2 separate regions of the Homo sapiens genome follow, and region 1 is linked to region 2. Evidence: chromatin loops called from intact Hi-C (ENCODE). Cell type or tissue: B cell. All regions are shown on one strand. Links, peaks and the distances in the headings refer to the core of each region. The heading gives the core; the rest is flanking DNA. Region 1 overlaps EFCAB5 (EF-hand calcium binding domain 5). Region 2 overlaps EFCAB5 (EF-hand calcium binding domain 5).

What was found. A loop is a pair of places that touch in the nucleus more often than their neighbours do. Peaks named below come from ENCODE experiments on the same cell type or tissue, not always from the same donor. Only the 100,000 strongest peaks of a DNase experiment are listed, where the experiment ranks them.
Region 1: it touches region 2 in a loop (2.0-fold over the local background); 10 of 110 quality-filtered maps call a loop at or near these places.

Annotation. Positions count from the first base shown.
Region 1 is chr17:30,003,312-30,006,232 of GRCh38, reverse strand. All of the region lies in intron 7 of EFCAB5 (EF-hand calcium binding domain 5), which reads right to left. Among named protein-coding and RNA genes, the nearest start is that of EFCAB5, 63 kb to the right of the region's middle. In B cell, for the core only: no CTCF peak of the experiment used is centred there; no DNase peak of the experiment used is centred there.
Region 2 is chr17:29,946,921-29,949,841 of GRCh38, reverse strand. All of the region lies in intron 3 of EFCAB5 (EF-hand calcium binding domain 5), which reads right to left. Among named protein-coding and RNA genes, the nearest start is that of EFCAB5, 6.7 kb to the right of the region's middle. In B cell, for the core only: no CTCF peak of the experiment used is centred there; a DNase peak (open chromatin) is centred at 1,121; H3K4me3 peaks cover 805 bases; H3K27ac peaks cover 2,330 bases.

The DNA.
Region 1 (2,921 bases), core at 153-2,652, 56 kb before region 2:
TAACAGAAAAACCAAACGCTATAAAATATTTTAAAGAAGTTTATTCTGAGATAATATAAGTGACCACAGCCTGAGGAAAACACAAACCCAAGAAGCCTTGAGTAAGTGGTCCTAAGGCAGTCGGATTACAGTTTGGTTTTATACATTTTAGGGAGGCAGAATTTACACGCAAAGACATAAGTCAATACACGGAAGGTATACGTTGGTTAGGCCCCAAAAGATGGGATATCGTGAAGCAGGGGTTTGCAGGTTATAGGTGGATTCAGAGATTATTTAATTTGCAATTGTTTAAAGGAGTAAGGCTCTGTCTAAAACTTGGAGTCAGCAGAAAGGAATGTTTTAAGTTAAGATAAGGCTGCTATGTGGCAAGACTGATGGCCTACAGGCTTGACTTAACCCTTACCTGACATGGCCTTAGGTCTTGTTTGTAACTTAGTATCTTATTGCCAAAAAGAGTCTGTTTTGTCAGTTTTAGGATCTGTATTTTAACATTAACAATCGTCACTTACTGTGCCTAAACTCCAAAGGGGAGGAGATATAATGAGGCAGGCCTGACCTCCCTTCTTGTCATGGCAGGGAATTCAGTTTTTAAGGTTTTTCTGGGGTTCCCTTGGATAAGAGGGGGTCTGTTCAGTCAGCAGAAGGCTTAGGATTATATTTTTAGTTTACAAACATATGCAATTTGTGATCATAAATAATGTCTTTAATATATAATGAACATTTACAATTCCATAAGAAAAAATAAAAATCAGGTAAGATGGCCAAAGGATCTGAATGCATAATTTACGTAAGAAGAAATTTTTAAATTACATAGAATAATCTTTAATCTCACCAGAAATCTCAAAGATAAGAGTTAAAAAACAAAATGCCATCAAATTACTTTTATTTGTTTGAGACAAGGTCTTGCTCTGTCATCCAGGCTGGAGTGCAGTGGCTTGATTATAGCTCACTGCAGCCTTGAACTCCTGGGCTCATGCAATCCTGACTTGGCCTCACCAAGAGATTTCTTATACTCAATAATACCTACTGTTGGTGATAAGACGGTGCCTTGAGAGCCATCATGCATTGCTGAGGAGAATAAATCAGTATAACCAAGAACACAATTTGACAAATATATACTAAAACCTCAAATATTTATTCTTTAACATATTTGTTCCATTTCTGGGACTCTAACACTGAAACTGTGTCTTAGCTCAGGCTGCAATAACAAAATACCATAGACTGGGTGACTTAAACAACAGAGATTTATTTTCTTACAGCTCTAGAGGCTGGAAAGTCCAAATCAAGGTGCCCACAGAGGCCAGGCACAGTGGCTCACACCTGTAATCCCACAACTTTGGGAGGCCGAGGTAGGCAGATCATGAGGTCAGGAGTTCGAGACCAGCCTGGCCAACGTGGTGAAACCTTGTCTCTACTAAAAATACAAAAAAAAAAAAAAAAAAAAATTAGCCAGGAGTGGTGGCACTCTCTTGTAATCCCAGCTACTCAGGAGGCTGAGGCAGGAGAATCGCTTGAACCTGGGAGGTGGAGGTTGCAGTGAGCCAAGATTGCACCACTGCACTCCAGACTGGGCGACAGAGCAAGACTCCATCTCAAAAAAAAAAAAAAAAGTGCCCACAGAGTTAGTATCTGGTGAGGGTTATTGAATAAAAATTATAGAAGGCAGTTGTCTTGGACTAAGCTCCTGAACCAGGCCCAACAGACCAGACTAAAAATCAAAATGGAGTAACTCAGACTGAGGTTCCACAACACTAAACTAAAACTAAATTGTTATCTAACCTTTAAAGAAATCAGAAAATTTCGCCTCCACTGAGCAATAACAAGGCACCTTGCCCCTGCCTCCAAAATGTCAATGGAGATTGAATGGGGAAATTGGATCTTTATGCCCACCTGGCAGTAGAGAGGTGGCACTCCCCTTCTTCCACCAGCATGGTATCAGAGGAAGCTTTTTAAAAGAAGATGCAAATAAGATCCCAAGTCTCATAGTGATAGATGCAGGAGAAGCTAAGGAAACCTTGCACAGGGTCTTGCCTGGGCATGCCTGCAAATGATTGGGGGACCACATGTGCATTGGGAGAATGGGGCAGAGCCACCAATAATTCACGCCTTATGAGAGGGGAGAAGCCAGGCCTCTTCGGCTCCCATGTGGTGACCTGGTATTCAGTCTGTGAAGTGAGAACCTGTTGGATGGACCCTCTTTTTCTTTGTGGAGAGTTTTCTTTTTGCCTAATAAATCCATCTTCACCCTTCAATGTGTCTGCATGCCTCATTTCCCTAGTTGTGAGACAAGAACTTGGATTTTAGCTGAACTAAGGAGCAAAAAATCCTGCATCAATAGCATTATAACCAAAATGTCCAAGACAAAACAGAAGATCACATATTGTATGAGGAACTAGGAAAATCTCAACTTGAATGAGAAAATTTAATCAGCAGATGCCAACACTGAGATGACACAGCTGTTGGAATTATCTGAGAAGGATTTTAAAGCAGCCACTATAAAAATAATTCAACAAGCAATTATGAACATGCTTAAAATAAATTAAAAACTTAAAAGTCTCAGCAAAGAAATAAAAGACATGAAGAAAAACGAAAATTTTGAAAAATACAACTCAGGAGGCTGAGGTGGGAGGATCACATCTCTTTTTTTTTTTTTTTCTTTTTCTCCCCTCCCCAAAACCACATTTCTTAAAAAAACAACAAGGCTGGGCACAGTGGCTCACGCCTATAATCCCAGCACTTCGGGAGGCTGAAATGAGAGGATCTCTTGAGCTCAGGAGTTTCAGACTAGCCTGGGCAACATAGGGAGACCCTGTTTCTACAAAAATAAAATTTAGCCTTATATGGTGGTGCATGACTGTGGTCCCAGCTACTTGAGAGGCTAAAGTGGGAGGATGGCTTGGGCCTGGGAGGTTGAAGCTGCA
Region 2 (2,921 bases), core at 109-2,608:
GTGCTTGCATTGTCCCCACTGATGTACAGAATGGAAGTAGACATGTGTTTGGTTACCACTGTAGTCAAACACTTCTCTCTTAGAACCACAAAAACAAGAAAAAGAAGCACAGCAACAGCAGGGTCAACAAATCAGGATTCTGAACAAGCCTATATGAAGCTGTCTTTTGACTGAGTGACCTCTGAATTCATGGATCACAAATTACAGCACTGCCCCAAGGGCAATTTAATTCAGAGGTTTAACTGAATAGTTTCAAAGATGTACTGGATTTTTTAGCAGGTCTCTGGTTGGACATCCTAAACCTTTTAAGATTGATTGATTAATTCATTTATATACTGACTCAATAAATAACTATTAATTTCTCACTGCGTGCCAGGCACTGGAATTCTTTTTCAGGATCATCTTCCTAAACTTTTCCAAGAATCAAGAGCCTTTCAAGCTCTGCCCCCAATATGTACATCTTCGCCACTCTAGTGGTCTACCTTCTAATATAAAAAGAACTATCCAGGCACTATGAGTATAAGTGCTTTCAACTAAATAAGTAGGGACACAAAAGAATTCCTTGTACATATTTTGAAAAGTCTAGCCTTATAATGACTTTTATCATTTTCAGCTCTCAGTGTATGGTCCACTGCTGGGCAGAGCCTCAGTACAAAGCCTATTTAAGGACATAAATAGGAATGAATTATAATTCATATTGTAATAAGTCTTAGCAGGCTCTTTCTTCACAAGGAGGCATATAACATTAGTGGGTCTGGCTGCTGATTAAACTGGTGAAAATTGACCCAGCAGGGCTACTTAAGCTGTATGATGTTTTCTTTAAACACAGGCCCTGTTTGAAACTCAGCGGCTTTGTCCTTATTATCAGGATTTCTTAACATTGGCACATGATGTAGAATGACTGCTGCAAAGGAAGGAGGTAAAGAAGTACTACTAAACACCACTGGAATTAAAATTCAATAGATAAAGGAAAAGGCAGTTTCCTACAAAACACTCTTAATCTTAGGGCTGTGTAATAAGAATATAACTGAGCAAACTGATAGTTAAAAAAAATTCTCAAAATGCAAGTTAAGCTCAGCCTGAAAAGTAGAAAAACAAGGGTAAAGAAATGAGGAACTGACATGATATATTTAACCACAGTATTTTCTATGCAACGATATGTATTTGAGTGCATGTTGGGAGCTGCTTATCAAGATAACATGACTTTAATTTTGACAAGTATGTAACAAGGATGAAGACACTTCCTTTGACCTGTTGAAATTGCAGTAACAGTTCCTCTTCCTACTTTGTATATACCCACACACACACACACATTCACAAATGAGGGATTTAGAGTAAAAAGTTTTAATAATCATAAATAATGATTATTTAATAAATAAGTACACCGCATTGTGTTTGATATCAGAATAAGCAACTGCAATGTTTTCAGTACATATCATATACTGGGATAAATCGATTTAAACAAAACACATTTCTCTCTACCATACATTGAAAAGCAATAAGAGAAATTGAAAGTAGAAGAAGAGGAAAGACCACAAACTCTTGCTTGATATGTTTTCTGGGGAGGTGAAAAATTACCTGATGGAATACATATGTACAGTTTTGTAGGTGCAAATATGGCCACAAACTAATTAAAGTGAACATCTAATTAAATTTATAACAAATTACCTATATCAAAATTCTGTTTGGCATTTTTAAAATGAATGAGTTAATTTAGGCCAGGCGCGGTGGCTCAAGCCTGTAATCCCAGCACTTTGGGAGGCCGAGGTGGGCGGATCACCTGAGGTCAGGAGTTTGAGACCAGCCTGGCCAACATGGTGAAACCCCGTCTCTACTAAAAATACAAAAATTAGATGGGCAGAGTGGCAGATGGCTGCAATCCCAGCTATTTGGGAGGCTGAGGCATGAGAATCGTTTGAACTCGGGAGGCGGAGGTTGCAGTGAGCTGAGATTGCGCCACTGCACTCCAGCCTGGACGACAGAGCAAGACTCCATCTCAAAAAATAAAATAAAATAAAATGAATGAGTTAATTTATAAACCTGGCCCAAGCGATTAAGGTAAAGGCAAAGTATATGTATGTGGTGTTGGTGGTAGATGTTTGGCATAAGGAAGTAAAATCAGAAAAACAGGAGGTGGGGACAGGTAGAAGAGGATAAGTAAAGACTTGCCAGGAAGAAAATTTTTAGAAGTTAGTGAAGCTGTGAAAACAGTACTAAGTTTATAAGAAAGACAGAATAAGTGTTGGAAAGTTTGGTTCTTTTAAAAAAAAATTTTAAATTTTCAGGGGTACAAGTGATTTTTGGTTACATGGATGAATTGTATAGTGGTGAAGTCTGAGATTTTAGTGCACCCATCACCTGAGTAGTATACATTGTACCCAATATGCAGTTTTTTTAAATCCCTTGCCCCTCCTTCCACCCTCCCACTTCTGAGTCTCCATAGCCCATTATATCGCTCGGCATGTCTTTGCATACCCATAGCTTAGCTCCCACTTCTAAGTGAGAACAGATGGTATTTGACTTTCCATTCTTGAGTTACTTCACTTAGAATAATGGCCTTCAGCTCCATCCAAGTCGTTGGAAAAGATATCATTTCATTCTTTTTTATGGCTGAGTAATATTCCATGGTGTATATATACCACATTTTCTTTTTCTTTTTTTTTTTTTTTGAGATGGAGTCTCGCTCTGTTGTCAGGCTGGAGTGCAGTGGCGTGATCTCAGCTCACTGCAACCTCTGCCTCCTGGGTTCAAGCAATTCTCCTGCCTCAGCCTCCCAAGTAACTGGGACTACAGGCACCTGCCACCACACCCAGCTAATTTTTGTATTTTTAGTACAGACGGGGTTTCACCAGGATGGTCTCGATCTCTTGACCTTGTGATCTGCCCACCTTGGCCTTCCGAAGTGCTGTTTATCCACTCAT